Regions from separate parts of the Homo sapiens genome. Here region 2 is linked to region 1. A link is a loop called in an ENCODE intact Hi-C map of the cell type or tissue named here. Cell type or tissue: dorsolateral prefrontal cortex. All regions are shown on one strand. Each heading gives the region's core, and the rest is flanking DNA. Links, peaks and the distances in the headings are about the cores only.

What was found. A loop is a pair of places that touch in the nucleus more often than their neighbours do. Peaks named below come from ENCODE experiments on the same cell type or tissue, not always from the same donor. Only the 100,000 strongest peaks of a DNase experiment are listed, where the experiment ranks them.
Region 2: it touches region 1 in a loop (6-fold over the local background); 1 of 110 quality-filtered maps calls a loop at or near these places.

Annotation. Positions count from the first base shown.
Region 1 is chr11:121,348,037-121,356,850 of GRCh38, reverse strand. No RefSeq gene overlaps it. Among named protein-coding and RNA genes, the nearest start is that of SC5D, 60 kb to the right of the region's middle. In dorsolateral prefrontal cortex, for the core only: a CTCF peak has its summit at 4,254; DNase peaks (open chromatin) are centred at 4,130 and 4,455; H3K4me3 peaks cover 597 bases; H3K27ac peaks cover 2,370 bases.
Region 2 is chr11:122,316,047-122,324,860 of GRCh38, reverse strand. All of the region lies in intron 1 of MIR100HG (mir-100-let-7a-2-mir-125b-1 cluster host gene), which reads left to right. Among named protein-coding and RNA genes, the nearest start is that of MIR100HG, 100 kb to the left of the region's middle. In dorsolateral prefrontal cortex, for the core only: no CTCF peak of the experiment used is centred there; a DNase peak (open chromatin) is centred at 4,510; H3K4me3 peaks cover 1,000 bases; H3K27ac peaks cover 1,888 bases.

The sequences.
Region 1 (8,814 bases), core at 1,906-6,905:
TACTTGGGAGGCTGAGGTGGAGGCTCACTTGAGCCTGGGAGGTCAAGGCTGCAGTGAGCCGAGATCACAGCCACTGCACTCCAGCCTGGGTGACAGAGCAAGATCTTCTCTTAAAAAAAAAAAAAAAAAGGGGGGGTTGAAGGGTTGAGGAGGGTAAAGAATGTCAGATCTCACGCATGGCATGGCGTGTAGCCTGACCCACAAGATTCTGATAGGGCTGATAAGGCAGGCTGAAGTCAGAGGCTGAGAACTCAGCCTCACATTTCTAACTGTGCTTGAGAAATGGAAGTCTTATGCCAAGAGGAGTCAATAGATGTCAACAGGTTTCAAAAAATAGAATAATGTGTCTGGGCAGGGGAAGATGACACATTGAAACAGCCAAAGAGCTGACGTCCTTTGTTGCTGCTCTGACTTGGACATGTGACCAGTCAGTCATGTAGTAAATATTTAGTAGATGTCCTCTAAGTACCTGGGAACATCATCATGAAGAAGACATGCAGGGTCTTGGTCTTCATGGAGCCAAGAGTTAGTGAACCCCGAATGTCTCTGTGCCATTCTTCCCTACTGAGAATGATGTTGAATGAGGAAAGGCCAAATAAGTAACTTTTTCTAAAATGTTTGGAGTATCTGGGAGTCTGAGGATACAGCAAAAGCAAACAGTTTCTTCCACTACACTCTCACAACACACTTCTGACACCAAATGTGTGGGGGTTTTCCCCACACACCAAGCAAGCAATCGATTCTGCAACCAATGCCAGCTGGATATCCTCTAATTCAATTCAACTCTTATACTACCTAGCTGGAGATAGCATCAGGTCCCACAGGCTGAGGGCTCAGTCCCACAAGCCTGTCTCCACTTATAATTACAAGTAATAGATTGTCACCTATATTTCCAACCTCACAGGCTATAAATTGGGGTTTCTACTATCCCCTTCTCAGGTTTGACTAATTTGCTAGAGCAGCTCACAGAACTCAGGGAAACACTTTACTTACACTTATAATAAATTGGCTTATTATAAAGGATATTACAAAGGAAACAGATGAAGAGATGGAAGAAAAGCACAGGAGAAGGCATGTGGGAAGGGGCCTGGAGCTTCCATGCCCTCCCTGGGGGCGCAACCCTTCAGGAACCTCCAAGTGTTTAGCGATCTGGAAGCCCTCTGAACCCCATTCTTTGTGTTTTTATGGAGACATCATTATGATTGAGTAAATCATTGGCCATTGGTTATCAACTTAACTTTCAGCCCCTCTCCCCTCCCCCGAGGTTCGGGGATGGAGCTCGAAGTCCCAACCCTCTAATCATGTCTTGGTCTTTCCTGTGACCAATCCCATCCTGAAGACACATAGGGGCTGACAGCCGTCAGTCAACTTATTAGCATACAAAAAAATCACCTTAGAGATTAGGAGTATTTAGGAGTTGTATGCCAGGAAATGGGGATGAAGACCAAATATATATTTCACAATATCACAGGGAGAAAAACTTGAATTTTACTTCATCAGTTATCCATGTCTTCCAGTTTGGAACAGCACAGTGATAAGATGGAGATAGAAATGAGGATGGAGAGAGATAAACAGGTAACTAGTCAAGCCTGCTTGTCCTAGATGTGTTTAAATGTGATTGTTGGCATAACCTCTCTGAGCCATGCTATCCTCAGGGTATACTCTTTAGGGCTTTTATTAACTCATTTGCTCAATCACTCATTTATCAAATATTTACTGTGTGCCTACTATATTAGGCACTGTGCTAAGTGCTGGGAGCTCAAAGTCAAGATGTGAGCTTTGACCCCAAATAAGCTTTTGTCCAGTGGTTGAGATTGTCATGTAAATAAGCCATCACATATACTACAATAAAGGTCTGTATAGGATATAGTGGGGCACAAAGGAGAGATTCACCAACTCTACCTGAAGAAGTCAGCATCTCTTGAGCTGGGGTCCAAAGGATGGTTATGAGTTCACCTGGCAGACAAAAAACAATGATGAGGGAAAAACAATATGGAAACAGCAAGTCAAGCTAAAGAAATGACAAGAATGTTTGCGAAGCTAGAGGATGAGATGGTGACAGTGTTTAGGAGCATGAAGAGGACAAGAGAGGTAATGATTAAAAGTGAGAATGGAGAAATAGCCACTAGAGCACAGGAGCCTAACATGTCATGATAAGGAGTTTGGACTTAATCCTGTAGGTCATGTGGAGTCACTGATGCTTCTTAAACAAGGAAATAACACTCTTGTTTGCATGTTATCTATATATATATTTTATAAATCATGATGTATTTTATGAAGTTTACTCTGTCAGGGAGACAGACTGAAGAAAGCAGGGTGAGACTAGAAGCAAGAAAACCATCTAGAGGGGTATTTGTCAATATTCCAGTTACAATTCACACACACACAAAAACCAACTTAAACTAGCTAAGCTAAATTTCTGGGGAGAGAGACACAGTCACATAATAGAGTGCAAAGGCTTCAGGCACAGCTGGATCCAGGAGCTCAAACAAGGACATCAAGTGTCTCTCCATTTCTTGACTCTGCTAGTTTTCTCTTTTCTTTATGTGTTATGTTCTCTAATACCACAGACAGATTATGTCCAATGGCAGGAAGGATGGTTGCTGGAAACCTCAAGTCTATATTTTTAATAACAAGAGCTATATAACTTTTGGTTCGGAAGTAAAAGAGACCCTCTTTTTCCCAGAATCCTTATATCAAATTTCATGGGAGCACTCTGATGGGCTCTGTGTAGAACATGTCTCCCAATGGACAAGAGTTTTGGGCACTATGATTGTCCAGGCCATGGTTATGTGGCCACTCCTGTGGACTGGGGCAGCAGGTGTATCTTGACCATCAGTTTCCTCAGGAAATGGAGGAAGGGCACTTCCCTAAAAGATAAACTGGTGCAGTTACCAAAAGAAGGAATAGCAAGTGTGTAGGACAGATACAACTAGATCTGCCAAAGTTAACTTCACTTGGGTAGAAACTAATGAAGAATTGGGCTTGAGAAGGACAACATAGATCCATTGACTTTTTTAAAAACAAATTTTAAAGAGTTAGAATGAATCAGAGTTTGCAATAGAATCGAAATAGGAAAGATAGGAGCAGAGGGCCTTTTGCAAAATCTTAGGGCTCTTACTTGGATGAATACGTTTGGGGCAGTGTATTTAATTGAAATTTAAAAAACTGGCCCAGCACCGTGGCTCATGCCTGTACTCCCAGCACTTTGGGAGGCTGAGGTGGGTGGATCACCTGAGGTCAAGAGTTCGAGACCAGCCTGGCCAACATGGCAAAACCCTGCCTCTACTAAAAATACAAAAATTAGCCTGGCATGGTGGCATGTGCCTGTAATTCCAGCTACCCTGGAGGCTGAGGCAGGAGAACTGCTTGAACCCAGGAGGCAGAGGTTACAGTGATCCAAGATTGTACCAGTGCCCTCCAGCCTGGGTGATAGAGTGAGACACTGTCTCAAAAAAAAAAAAAAAAAAAAAAAAAGCCTAGAAGGTAAGTAGGTTTGAGCCACTGGAGTGGGTAGATGCAGATGGTGAGTCCAGCTGTGAGTGCTCAAATGGCCTGCAATGTAGTGTTCGGTAAGGGTGCATAATTTGCACTGAGATTGGTCACGGGTTGGGTGAAAGGAATGGAAGGAGGGAGATGGTGGTTAAATGAGAATGAGACGTGGAGGGAAACTAGCAGCCCCTTCCTCAGGACTGACAGCTGTCTCAATCACCAATCCAGGGTCGAGTTAATTGCAGTGAGCCCCATTCGCTGTCAGTGCCAGGGTACTGATAAATATGCTTGATGAGTACATGCAAGATTGAAGGATATTCGCTTTCTTCATGTTTGTATCATATGTTCTGTGTGGAGCAATTCATATTCTGTGTGTAGGATACTTGTGTAGCTCATTTATGTTACAGTTTCTGTGCAAAGGCTACTGCTGGTTGCTAGAGCTTTAGAGGACTTGGTGTACTGAAGACCAAGAGGGCCTTTGTGGTTCGGGTTGCCTGTCAGGTGAGGAGTTGTCCTGGAGAAGGTTGTTAAGAAGCAGTAATTTCTGAAGAGCAGCTTTCTTGCCAGGCTTATTGGCAGAGAATGCAGTGATGGTGGCAGCTCCCTCGGGTTTGGGGAAAGGCTGGTTGGCAGGGCTACAAGAGGCTCCCAGCTGCTAAAACTCTCTCAACTGGCTTTATGGACTGAGAGAGAGGCAGTGGGAGCTGCCAAGGACATGACATTTCTCATGCTAATTAGGAAGGGAGGCAGCATCCACAGCTGTGTTGATTTATGTTTTGATGTTGGACATTAGGCCTTGTCTAAGTATAGGTGAGAACGAGGACCTCTGCTTTGGAATCACTCCCAGAGCTTTTGTGTCAATCTCCCCTGTCCTCATACACACACAGAGTGCCTGAGCTCAGCCTCTTTTCATGCCGCCTGTACTGGGGTCACCAGCCTCCCCCTCCTAACCCACCCTTATAACCAGAGCAGATCCGAGCTGAGACTGGGAGCATCTGCCAGCGTCAGGGCACACTGACATCCTTGTGCTCTTATTCGTTAGTTATGCTCACCCATGACACCAAGCTTTTTGACATATGCGGGCATCTTTGGGGGAAGAAACTCCTTCTGTTTGCAAGTGATCCTGATGCTGTGTGTGTGCACACACACGAGTGCAGAAGGGCTTGTACATTCTTGGAAAGAGGCCCACAATACATTGTTAAATGAAAAAAGCAAGTTTGAAAACAGTACATAGAGCATGAACCTGGTGTCATGAAATATATTATGAATACATATATGTGTCTATGTAGTTATATACAAAGCAAGCATGAGAGAATGATGCTAAAATGTTAGTAGTGGTTTTCTCTGTGCTATATGATTCAGGGTGGTTTGTGTGAATATGTATGTTTTGAATTTTGGCTTCTTTATTGTTACCTTCTAATTTTTCTTTAATGAGTATATATATAGAGAGAGAACTTATATAATAAGAATACTACTACTAATGATAATAATAATACACATCAGGCAACAAGAGACTTAAGTGACCTACTATCCTGATGCGTCTGCAACACCTGAAAAACAGTCGGGATGGACCTGTGAGAAATCAAGACAGAAAATGTAAAAGGATTCAGAGGACTCTGCCTCTCAGTCCTACTTGGGGTTTTTGTGCGTCTGTATCTAACATGCACGCACTTCTCTAAGTGTGTTGACCCATCCAGAGGATGTGTTGTCCGAGTCTGTCCATGCAGGGAGCAAGAGAAGACGGGGTGACTAAGCTGGATTGGAGGTGGGGGCGGAGGCAGTGGGGGCGAGGTAAATAAAAGATGAGCAGAACTTTGCTGACTATGTTGACTAACTGGGATTTTTGCTGCCAAATTACCTGTGAACAGTATTCATATGACTAGGCTATGCTACTCGAGCAAAGCAGGTAGGACTCACTCCATTAATTTTTCTTTTAATTTAGAAAAACCCTCCTTCTATTACCTATCCACCACGCCAACCCCTATTCTAGGATCATAAAACCCACCACAAAATTTGAGTCACTGAGTTTCTTGGAGTCTGACACAGTTGGAAGTGTGAAAGGCAGCCATCTGGCAGGCCAGAAAGCACGTGGTTTTGAAATATTTATTTCCGTGAAGCATTAGCTATGATTTTTAACCATGTGCTGGAAGTTCAGAGCAGAAGCAAAGCTTGGGGCTCTGGCCAGCCAACCAGGAATTGTTGCCTGAGCTTCTCCTCCTAGGAGAAAGTAGGTAACAGGGAGAAAGGGAAAAATTAATGCCTGCTTCCCTTCCCCCTGGGTAGGCCCTTTTGTGGCATTTTTGTAGGGATGTTGGTTGAGAGTAGAGTCTGCTGATGCCAAGATTAACAACCCAGGATACTCTTGGAGGCCCCGTGAGTGTTAAAAGTGTTTTACAGAGCTGGGTAATTAAGAGTGGAGGAGGAGAGTCCATCTTAATCAGCAGCATGAGTTTAAATTTTGAACTCCCTGGTAAAGTATCTGCAAGGGCCATTACCTTTCATTAATTACGCAATAAACAACTCTTCAGTGGAAAAAGACCACTGGCTACAGGAGGAAGCAGAGTTGGGGCAGTTCAGGTGCCCTCTGGGTGACAGTCACATCCTGGACCCAGGGAGACAAATCCTACCTGCTGCAGCTTCCTGCACAGAAGCTCAGCTCCTAGGGGACCAGCCCCTTTCCCAGGATGGGAAATGGATCCCCTCGTCCACATCCAATGGAGTCATTATGTGCTATTTCCCTATCTACAATTGTCAGAGAAAATGGGAGCAGCAAAGATGGAAAGAACAAAGACTTTTTTTGTTTTTGTTTTGTACATTTCCAGCTGAAGCAGTGAATATTGAATCACTTTTACATGAGAGATGTTCTTGGGACTTTTCCAGATTATTTCAAGAAGGCAGGCACTCTCTGAAAATGAGCATTCTGCTTTTGGGTTAATTTCTGAAGGCCATCTGTGATTGATTTACTAGAGTGCTAATAATATTTTGCTTTCCTCTGTTTTCTCTCCAAAGCATCCTAAACTTCTTCCCTAATCCTGTATACCCAGCTCAGCTGTAGAGAAGCCAAAGTCACAGACTGTAAGACTCCATGGTATTTACAGCTTTATGGGAAAGCTAACTTATGGGCTGGTGGTTTTCCTCCTAACCCTAATGTTAGGGGCCAGGGGGAGCACCTTCTATTAAAACAGAACTGTACCTGAGATCTGAGGATTTCTTTTATGGAATAATATCTTCTGTGCTACAGAAAATAAAGTCATAGAAAAAAATAGTGGTAGGGCTCCAGAGAAGCCAGTAAGAGGTGATATGTCAAACCTGGCTGTAACGCCCACAGCTGCTGATGAATATTGAGCCAGACACTGTGCTGGGCACTTGTCATGGATGATCTCATTCAATTCTTGACAGCTCCATGAGGAAGGTACTAACTAGTGTGACCACATCTCAGATGGGTAAACTGTGCTTTAGAAAGGTTAAGTAACTTGCCCAAGCCTTAATGTTAATGTGGGGTCAGGATTTGACCCCACATCATTCTATACAATAACTTGTGTTTCTTACACCCAACACTGTATTCTCTAGAATGAAGTGGGGAGGATGCATCTGGCAATTAACCCATCCTCTTTAGAAATTATCCTCTGAGTTCCAAGATCCATTTCCTACCTTTAACCCAACTCCTCCTTCTTCAACTCCAATTATAGGGCCCCACTCAGTGGTCTACATCAGTAGTCCCCAACCTTTTTAGCACTAGAGGCCAGTTTCATGGAAGACAGTTTTTCCACGGATGCGACGGGGGATGGTTTCAGGATGAAACTGCTCCACCTCAGATCATCAGGCAATAGTTAGATTCTCATAAGGAGCGTGCAACCTAGATTCCTCGCATGTGCAGTTCACCATAGGGTTCACGCTCCTATGAGAATCTAATGCTGCTGCTGATCTGACAAGAGGCGGGGCTCAGGTGGAAATGCTCGTTCATGCACCGCTCACTTCCTGCTGTGCAGCCCCGTTCCTAACAGGCCACAGATGCGTATTTGTCTATGGCCTGGGGGTTGGGACCCCTGGTCTACACGATCTTCACTCCCTTTGCACTATGGCTTATTGGTGTTAATAGCAGCCTATTTGCTTAAAGGACTGAGGGGTGTCCTGCCGGAGAACTTATCCTGAGGGAGAGAGCAGCGGGAGAGGAGCAATCCCAAGTCCAGGGTGGGGCCAGTCATTAGGATTTGTCCCTAAGTCCGTCTATGAATCCTATAGAGAACCAGAAAAGATCAATTATTTAATAGGTCTATTTTCATTCTTCTCTTGACATTACTATTGCACATGCGTGGCTCATTTCTAATAGAGAAACTTATTAGAGCATCATGGTCAAAGATACCTTTAGGTTTATTTGTCCAGCTAGCCCATTTTCCTTGACACTGCCATTTACAATTATGGAGGCGACTCTTGGCAGCTATGTGCCAGCCTTGTGCTGTGCCCACTCCTTCCTCACCCCACCTCACTACACCTACTGGTGCAGAGCTGAGCTCTCGGCTGAAGCTGGACCACAGTCCCTTCCTAGGAATTAGGAATTGGCACTGAGACAAGGTTAATGGCTGGACCTTAACATGTTAACATGGAAACCATTTCCACCAAGTAATTGATGCACCAAGAAAGCTGGTCTTCAGATAGAAAAAAATAAATCATTTACAGAGAGAGGAGCAGAGCCAAAGGTGGAGAACAAACACACCGGCTTTCCAGCTTCTGTTTCCAGTCCCCTTCTTCTGGCCTTTGGCTGTGGACACAATCTATTTTTTTTTAATAATTCCTTTTTTTCTTAAGCCAGCTTGAGATAGTTTCTAAACTTGCCACAGAGAATGCTAACCTTTCTCAGTTGTATGAGTTAGTACCCGATATAATCTGTTCATTGGAACCAGGTGTTAGGTTCATTTCCCCTCTAGATAAATTAATTTTGCTCAGTCCCGAAGCAAGAGTTTATCTTCTTATCTGTTTTCACAAGGTGGAGAAGAGGGTATGGATCAGCACCACTGGTAGATAAACAGCCTAAAAGCAAATGTACTTTTGATAGTGAGCATCTATTATCTTGGAATATGATTGACGGCACATTATCTAACCGTTTTTTCCCCCTCTTCGTGCAGCCTACCACCCTGAGGATGCTAGGTGAACAAATCTTGTAGACAAAAGCAGTTACTTTTCTTTACTTCCCTAGGAAGATGTAAGCCGGCAAGACTGAAAGTCTTTGCTGTTGTCACAAATCAAATAGATAAACTGGGAAGGCTGCAAGGATCTTAGCAGCTGGCCTTGGGAAAGGGGACGAGCAGAAGTGAGAGCCAGGCA
Region 2 (8,814 bases), core at 2,319-7,318, 970 kb before region 1:
TAGACTGCTGAGAGTCACGCAGGAGAACTTAGCATCACTAAACCACACACTAAATCTATCATTCAATAAGGGTGTTCTTGGCACTCATGTTGGCTGAATGTAGACTTGATACTTGTGACAAGAAAAAGGAGAAACATATTTAATGTCTTTGATGTGTCTACATTTTTATGTAGTTATACCAGACAAACATTGTCACTTCCTAAAAGTAGAAAAATGAAATTATATTGTGGCTTGGCAAATTGGCCAAGGCTCATGTATTACATCAACACACCTTAATGAATAGAAGAGAAGCCAAAAGGTACTGAACACAGGGGCAAATATTTTATTCCCTCAATAAAGGGGTATCATTTTGTTCATTTTAGAGATGAGGAAGTCAAGGCTCAGAAAAGTGGTTTGCTCAATTACCAAAGAGTCAGTAAGTGGTAGAGTTAGGATTTCCACCCACATCTTTTGGTTCAAAAGTCTTTACTCTTTCTATTACATCCTAATGCTTTTCATTAAACTCAATTTCCTGGACACATGTCGTTTCTGTTTTTTTATATGTTGGGGCTGTTGGATGTGGTACTAGTTGGATGCCTGGTAAGGACAGATGTGTTCATTCACAACGTCTGGGAGGAGAGACGTCAGGAACATGTATTGAGCTCAATGTTGGCTCTGAAACACTCAGGCGCTCTCTGACTTGGACACTCAGCTCTATCAGTCCCACTCTCTGAACCTCATATTCTATTTCTACTGGGGCAAATAGTGTGGTTTTTGACTAAGGAGTCCTGGGTTTCTACAGATTAGCTGTGCGGCTTCTGGGTGTAGCTTTTTCTCCATTGCAAAACGAGAAGGGTTTGGACACATTGAGTTCCTACGCCTATGATTTTACAATATATCCCTGATTTGGGGGCTTATTTCAGCTGAGTCATCTGAATTCAGTTGTGTAAGATGATGGATCTTAATATCTTTATAACATCTTTGTATCTTTTTTTTTCAGACAGGGTCTTGCTCTGTCTCAAATCTTTATTTATTTTTAGCCAAGGTCTAAAAACAAGTATATATATATATATTTTAGACAAGGTGTTGCTCTGTCATCCAGGCTGGAGTGCAGTGATGTCATCTCAGCTCACTCAGCCTCAACCTCTCCGGCTCAAGCAATCCTCCCACATCAGCCTCCCAAGTAGCTGGGACTACAGGTGCAGGCCACCACGCCCAGCTAATTTGTGTATGTTTTGTAGAGACAGAATTTCGCCATGTTGCCTAGGCTGGTCTTGAACTCTTAGGGTCAAGTGATGTGCCTCTCTCGGCCTCCCAAAGTGCTGGAATCACAAGCATGAGCCACTGCACCCGGCTTAAATCTTTACATCTTATTTTTCACTATAATCACAAAGCTTCAATTACACTTAGACAATCTTTGTTGCTTTCTATAATTATGGTGACTTATGTTTGTGTAGATCTGTATAGCTTACAGAGCTGTGTTACACACCAAGTCTCATTTGATCTCTCCATAACCCAGATGAAGGGAGGTGGCATCAAACATGAGTTTGAGTTACTTAAATTCGTCACCTGTAAAATGTGCATGATATTAACATCTGTCGCCTCAGGTAGCTGTGAGGAAAAAAGATCATGCATGTAGCATGCTTAGCAGGGAATCTGTCACATAATCAATGTTGAACATATGTTGGCTGTTTATTTGGTGCTTTGCTCCAGATCTCACACATTCCTGATGACAGACCTGGCCTAGGACGTAGGTGCTCTAACTCAGGTTAATGCTCAAAGTCATACACTGTGCTGTTTTCCAAGATCTGGGTGGGAGACCAGAAAGAGAATTTCTTCGAGGGAAGGATGGAACGTTGGCTTTAACCCTGGGTCTATATATGACAAGTATTTTCATTTAATATGTTCTTATAGGCACCTACTCTGGGCTAAGCACTGTGTTAGACATGAGGGAAACTGGAATATGAGTGGTATAGTGTTTGCACTTGGAGAGCTCACACGTAGTGGGTAAGTCAGATGTATAAAAAATAAACAATGTACAAGCATTTAACAATTTTTTTTCAGGTGAATAATGAAAGCAAGGTGCTTTGGTGTGCACAAGTAAGGAAGCACTCAAGTGCCAGGGGAGTTTGGCAAAGTTATCCTTGAACTGGGTTCTGACTGATGAGTTGGCATTACCTAGACAAAAGGCCAGAGGAAGGAAGGACAGGACGAATAGAGGGAATGGTGCATAGAGTGTAAAGAATTGTGAGAGAACATCCAGGGAATGCAAGTGTTTCCACATAGCTAAAGCACAGTGAGAATCTGAGGCTTTGGCAGAAGTTGAGTTGAAGGAAGTGGGCTGGAGTCAGATTGTGAAGAAATCTGTATGCCACGCCAAAGGGATGAACATTTATTTGTCTTGAAAGCAACGGAGTAACATTGCATGATTTCAAACATAAAATGACATGCTGATTTTTTTTTTAAAAAGAGAGCACTTTGTTGTTTATGTAGAAAAGGCTTGGAGAGTGTGATTACTGGAAGCTGGTTTTAGGTGCTACCATCATCTAGGCAAGAGAAACTGAAGACACACATTAAGACTACAGCAAAGGCACTGGAAAAGCAACTCAGATTGGTGAGATCTTTTGGATATATTTGGCAGGGTTGGTTATTGGGAGGGGAGAGCCATTTAGAAAGAAGGAGTTGGGGTGACTCCCAGGTTTCTGGCTCTGGTGACTGGGTGAATGGTTGGCTATCAACAACACCAGCCATATAGGGTTAAGTACTGATGAGGAGTTCTGTTTAGCTATGTTGAATTTTAGTTTCTGGGGGCCATTGGCAAAAGTCTTGGAAGTATTTGCTATTCTGGAGAGAGACTTGGGATGGCAAAGAGAATATAAATGAGCAATATCAGTGAAGTGGAGAGTTGAAGCGTCAGCTGTGGAAAAGATGTCACAGGGAGAATGGGCAGTGAGAAATTGCTTAGTTTTGTCTGTGTCTGCAGAGACCAGAGGATTTTACCACACAAATGGTAATTGTTGAATAAAGTTCCTCTAAGAACCACAGTTTTGGGCATTTCACTGGGGCTGCACATTTCTCTTACTGGCAACTCCAGAGTGTGTAGAGAGTGATGGGGCTGCTGGTAGGTAGTTGAGTTTCCTTCTCCTACTGCGTATCTTCTGCGATGCCATTGCTCACCTGAGGCTGATGGAATGAAGGTGAGGAGAGGGAAACCAAAAGGGCCCACTCAGCTTCCTATGAGAGACCCCTAGTCTATTAGGTTTGGAGATAGTCCCATTCAACTGTTGGCTGTCATGATGTTTTAGTTCTTTTGAATTTACATTGCCATTCCCAGATGCTGTCATGGATTGTAATAAACTGGTGATGTCAATTATAATCAATATTTTCCTTTGTGTGCAACATTTTTATTTTTAAAAATTTTTATGGATGCCCTCCCCACCTCAGGTCTTTTCTCCAGGAAGCTGCTCCAGAGTGAGTAGCTCTCTAATATTTTTTCTTAGAAGAACTTTTCTTTTCAGTTCAGAATTTTATCAGCAATTCTTATGCTAAAAGAGGTCAGGAGATGAGGCATTTCTCACGTTACCCTTGAAGCTACTCATGAATAATGGCCTATATCACCTCTATTGTCTGCTCCAAAACATAAGCAACCAGACATAAAGGCAGAGGAGAAATTAAAGATCTCTGAATGAGCCAGCAGAGCAGGCTAAGGCTGGGGTAGTGTGAAGAGGTAAAAAATTCAAGGTAGAGCAGATGGTAATGTAGGGGGAAATGTCTGAGTAGATTAACTACTCCACAGATAGAGAATAAGCCATATTCCTGGGTTTAAAGGCAAGAAGAACAACTGAAAAATATTCTGAAATCTTCAGAGTGAGATTAGGGCATCCCTCCCCAAGAGCAACGTAGCTAAAATAAATTAGAGGTCATTATTCCAGGCTGAATGCATAATGCACTAAGCTCACTGGGTTTTTGCTGCCCCTTCCTATAGTTTCCTGTGATTTATGCTGCCAGTGACTGCTGCGTGGGGGAACTCTGTGTCTCTAAATACTTTCTTCCTTCATTGGTGAATTGATTTCACTGAACTCCAACTGGGGTTTTAGGGTTGAGGGGGCCAGACAGACTGGAGAAGGTGCCAAGTGAGACTAGAAAAGCCAAAGTGAGCAAAATAATTCCAAGCAATTCTACAGGTAGACAATACTTACAAAAACAATGCCTTCTTATAGCTTTAAAGCATGGCACCTGCCTAGCAGCAAACTCACCCAAGGCTTTCAAGAGAGTGGCAACTTTTAAATTAAAAACTTGGCTGGGCTTCAATGCTATGCCAGCTGAGTTATTTTAAAATAAGAGCGGGAAACAAAGACCACACCAACTGAGGAGGTCATAGAGTGTGACAAGGGGTCTGTAAGAGGGCATACCGTGCTGCCTAATGGGAGAAAACCGAGTCCTTTGTGCTGGGGTGAGTCCAGGGAGTGATGGATGCTTTATGCGTGGAGGCTCAGACCTTCCTGTCCGGCAGCCTTGCTGCTGCTGGGCTGTGTGAGATGCCTGGCTTGGCAGAGACTGGCCTTTTGTTTCAGTGTCTTCTGAACCAGTGACATCAGATTTGATGGGCTATTGGCGCCTTTAGAGAGGCAAGTTTTATGTTCCTATGTTTTATATTAAAGCTTGTTAGAAGTAAATAGAAAGGATCCCTTTAATCCTAACTGGGAATAAAATAGCTGAGTCTTCTAAATGAGAATAATAATAAACGTACAATAAAATTACTCCAACCCGTTAAGACTTTCTTAAAAGATTACCTCATGCTGTACCTCCATTAAAACAGGAAGGAAGTAAAGCAGCACTGCACTCTGGGCTGAATCTTCCTTGTTTCATTTTTAGACAAATAGTTTTATGCAACAATCCTCTTTCTTCCCCACTCTTTCATAGAAGCCCAGCATTAATGAGGCTAAACCAATGGCTGCACTCTGGTGGCCCCTGGAATATGCTTTTATTTGGTGGGGGCTGGGGTGCATCTCCCATTCCAGAGCTCACAAAGGGGTCTGGAGTTTCTAGAGATCTTTGCAGGAGATGGTTCAGGGACTGTTGTAAGGACTGGCTAACATTCACACCATGTACTCTCTGGACTGAGATGGTAACACATCCTAATCTACAGAATCAGAATTAGAAATGGAAAGGGCTTTGAAAGGTCTTCCTAGACCATCGCTTATTGCCAGGCAGAGGTGCCCTTCAATTACCCTAGACAGATGAAAATCTCCAGATATAGGACCCTAAGCCCTCTGTTTAAATAAGAACCAATATACAGTATTAAACACTCTCCTAAAGATAACTGTCCAGCCCCAGCCAGGGATGGCTCAATTTTGTTATACTCAGAGCCACTTCTTTTTATTTTCCCCACCTACTGAAATCTTACAGATATATGGATTAATTAAACCATTCATTTACCCAACAGGCATTGATATGTTAAGTGCCTAGAGTGGGCACAATACTAAGCACAGCACTGTGGGGAATACAAAAGAACTAAAGGAATAGTCCTAGTCCTTGAGGAGTATATCATCTTATTGAGTGGGCAAGAAAATAATTCACTGAGTGACTTGAGAACAATACAGCACAGTGCAGTGGAAGGATGATACTGTGGGGGCAGACGACATGCTCTGGGATGTAGGGAAGTTTCATGGAATGAGGCCAGTCTTGAATTGGCTTCTGAGGAATGTGCTGGATTTAAACTGGTAGAAAATAGAGGGCTTGGGAGAAACATCTTAATGTCTGTGTAGCTTATACAGGAATTGAGATTTCATTCCTTTCTCTCCCTGGAGACTGCTCCTATGCAGGTTGTAGGGACCATCCTGCCCACCTTATAACCCATATCCTCCACCTTCAGCAATGATCAAAGCTTCTGTGATTTATACTGACAGAGCTTTGTGCTAGTCATTCTCCAATAAGCACCCCTTTTATGAGACATACATATTAGGTGCTGAAGGAGGAATAAGCCCACAGAAAAGGATTCATGACTACACACTTTGCCTTCCTTCCTCGTGGTGGGCAGGACTAAACTGGTATTTGCCTCACCTTTGCCTCCTTTAATGAAGAACTGGCAAGCTCAGATACCCAGGGATCTCTGGTCGTCTAGCGTGGTGCTCACCAGTGGCCGTGTAACTTCCGGTGGGCAGTATTGGTAATTTCTTCAACCTGGTGGCAGCTTTCTCCAAGCCAATGTTCATGAAGATTTTATACTCAAAGCTGGTGGCGCTCCTTATATCTCATGCTTCATATTTGTTTATTTATTTATTTGAGACAGAGTATTGCTCTGTTGCCCAGGCTGGAGTGCAATGGTGAGATGTGGGCTCACTGCAACCTCCACTTCCTGGGTTCAAGCGAATCTCATACCTCAGCCTCCCAAGCACCTGGGACTACAGGTGCTTGCCACCACGCCTGGCTAATTTTTGTATTTTTAGTAGAGACAGGGTTTCGCTTGTTGGCCAGGCTGGTCTTGAACTCCTGGCCTCAAATGATCCTCCTGCCTTGGCCCCCCAACATGCTGGAATTACAGGCATGAGTCACCACACTTGGCTTCATGCTTCATATAAGCTTAAATGCCCCTTCTTTGGGGAATTCTTCCCCTACAGATAGACATAATCATTCCTCTTCTTTTCAGTTGCAGTACTTATATCACAATTTGCAATTATATGTTAACCTGTGCACTTACCTGATTCATGTTTGACTCTCCCACTAGAATGTAAGTTCTATGAGTCAAGGACCTAATTTGTTTTTTGTTTTGCTTTGCTTTTTGAGACAGAATCTCACTCTGTCGCCCAGGCTGGACTAAAGTGGTGCGATCTTGGCTCACTGAAATCTCCGCCTCCTGGGTTCGAGTGATTCTTGTGCCTCCTCCTTCCTAGTAGCTGGGATTACATGCATCCTCCACTACACCTGGCTAATTTTTGTATTTTTAGTAGAGACAGGGTTTCAACATATTGCCCAGGTTGGTCTCAAACTCCTAGCCTCGAGTGATCCGCCCACCTTTTTGGCCTCCCAAAGTGCTGGGATTACAGGCATGAGCCACCACACCCGGCCCCTAATTTGTTTTGTTCACCACTCCACACTTAGCCCCTAGCCTAGATACTAAAAAATAAATGCTTGATGGATGGATGAAAGGATTTAAAACTAAAATCTTGAGTGGGTAGAGCTGCATGGCCCTAGGAATCAGGACACCTAAGGTCTCCTTGGGATTCTTATCATAGCCAGAGATGTTTCCTGGCTGCTGGCTCTGAAATCACCCACAGGATTCCCAAGAAAGCATTGAGAGAGAATGCCTGCTGTCACAGTCTGGAGAAAAGACATCCTGTGGCCTCTGAATGAACTCAGCAGAGCCTTGCAAGTGTCATCCCAGCTGTTTTAGAGGTGCTGCCTTGTCTGTGATTACATGCTGGATGCCTCTAGCATTGCCACAGGAATCCATTTTATTGCAATGTGGATTTTCCATTAGAGAGGGGAAAACCAACTCAGAAAATCAGCTTTACTTATATAGTAGATTTCCAAAGGAAAAGAAATTTTCCCTTATTTCATGTTTTCAGTTTCTTATTGACTTTTGGCCTGAGGATTTTTAGCTTTACATTCTGGATACTAAAATGATAGCAATAACTACAGCCAGTCTTTACAGAGATAGGCACTATCAAGTGCCTGTGCATATTATTTCACTTAATCTTCACAACAGTCTTATGGAATAGATGTCACTGTATTAATATGGACATTTTCTAGAGGAGGCATAGAGGGATGAAGCCATAGAATAAACAAGTAGTAGAGCTGGTGTTTGAATCCAGGTTTAGTTCTACCACTTGCATTCACCATACTGCCTCTGAACACAGTCTAATATTTAATTGAATTCTATGCATGAATCAGGCCCACATATAGTACATATGCATTTTGTTATTTAGTTGTTGCAACAACCTTATGAAGTGAATAAAATTATTATGCCCATGTTACAGGTGATGACCCTGAAGCTCAGAGAGGTTAGGGAAATTACTCAAGATCACACAGCTGGTTAGTTATTGGCATTGCTAGACTCAAGCTTTGATCAGCTTACACTAAAGACTGCATTTCCAGCCACTACCCATTACTCCCTATGCACTCCCAGAAATGCCCTTGCATGGACAGTGGAGCTTGGTGGCCTTGTGGGACTAGTTAGCTGTGTGCCATGCCAGTGGCTCATCAAAACTGCAGCAGGAAGTATACACTGGCAAGTTTTTCTATCATTGTGGTACAGCCCCTTCCTCACTGTATTTTAGATAGGGGAAGTGATCTTCTTTTGACAGTACTGTTTAGTTAAATTGACCTGCTTTTCAGAATTGAAAACTCTCTTATTTTCAATACCTAGCACACTCCTGGTAAATGAGCTGCTTCAGTTTTCATTCTTTCCATTTGAATCAGTTTCTGGCACTGCCAAAGAAGGTGAACTGAGACAGGTATCTCCCTCTGCTTATTTCAGTCAAAACTCTGTCTTTGTACCAATCAAAAAAAAAAAAAAAAAAAAGGTGGGGAGGCATTTAAATTATCCAAGTCAGCTTTCTGTAATAAATTCACCATTATGTTGAGGAAATATAAACTGGTGTTAAGTTTCTGCAAACAAGATGCCCAAATAAATTGGTGCTCCTTGCCCTGGACTCACTCTCTCCATCCATGCATTGTCCCCATGCTAGCCAAGAAGATGAGCCTGAATCCCTGCTCCTCCCCACCCCATATTCTATCTTTCCCTCTTTGAGATGCCTTGGCTCCTGTTGTCACCTGGTTCTGTGAAGATGAGCTCAAGTTTGGTCTGATCTCTTCAAACTTTAATTTATAGTG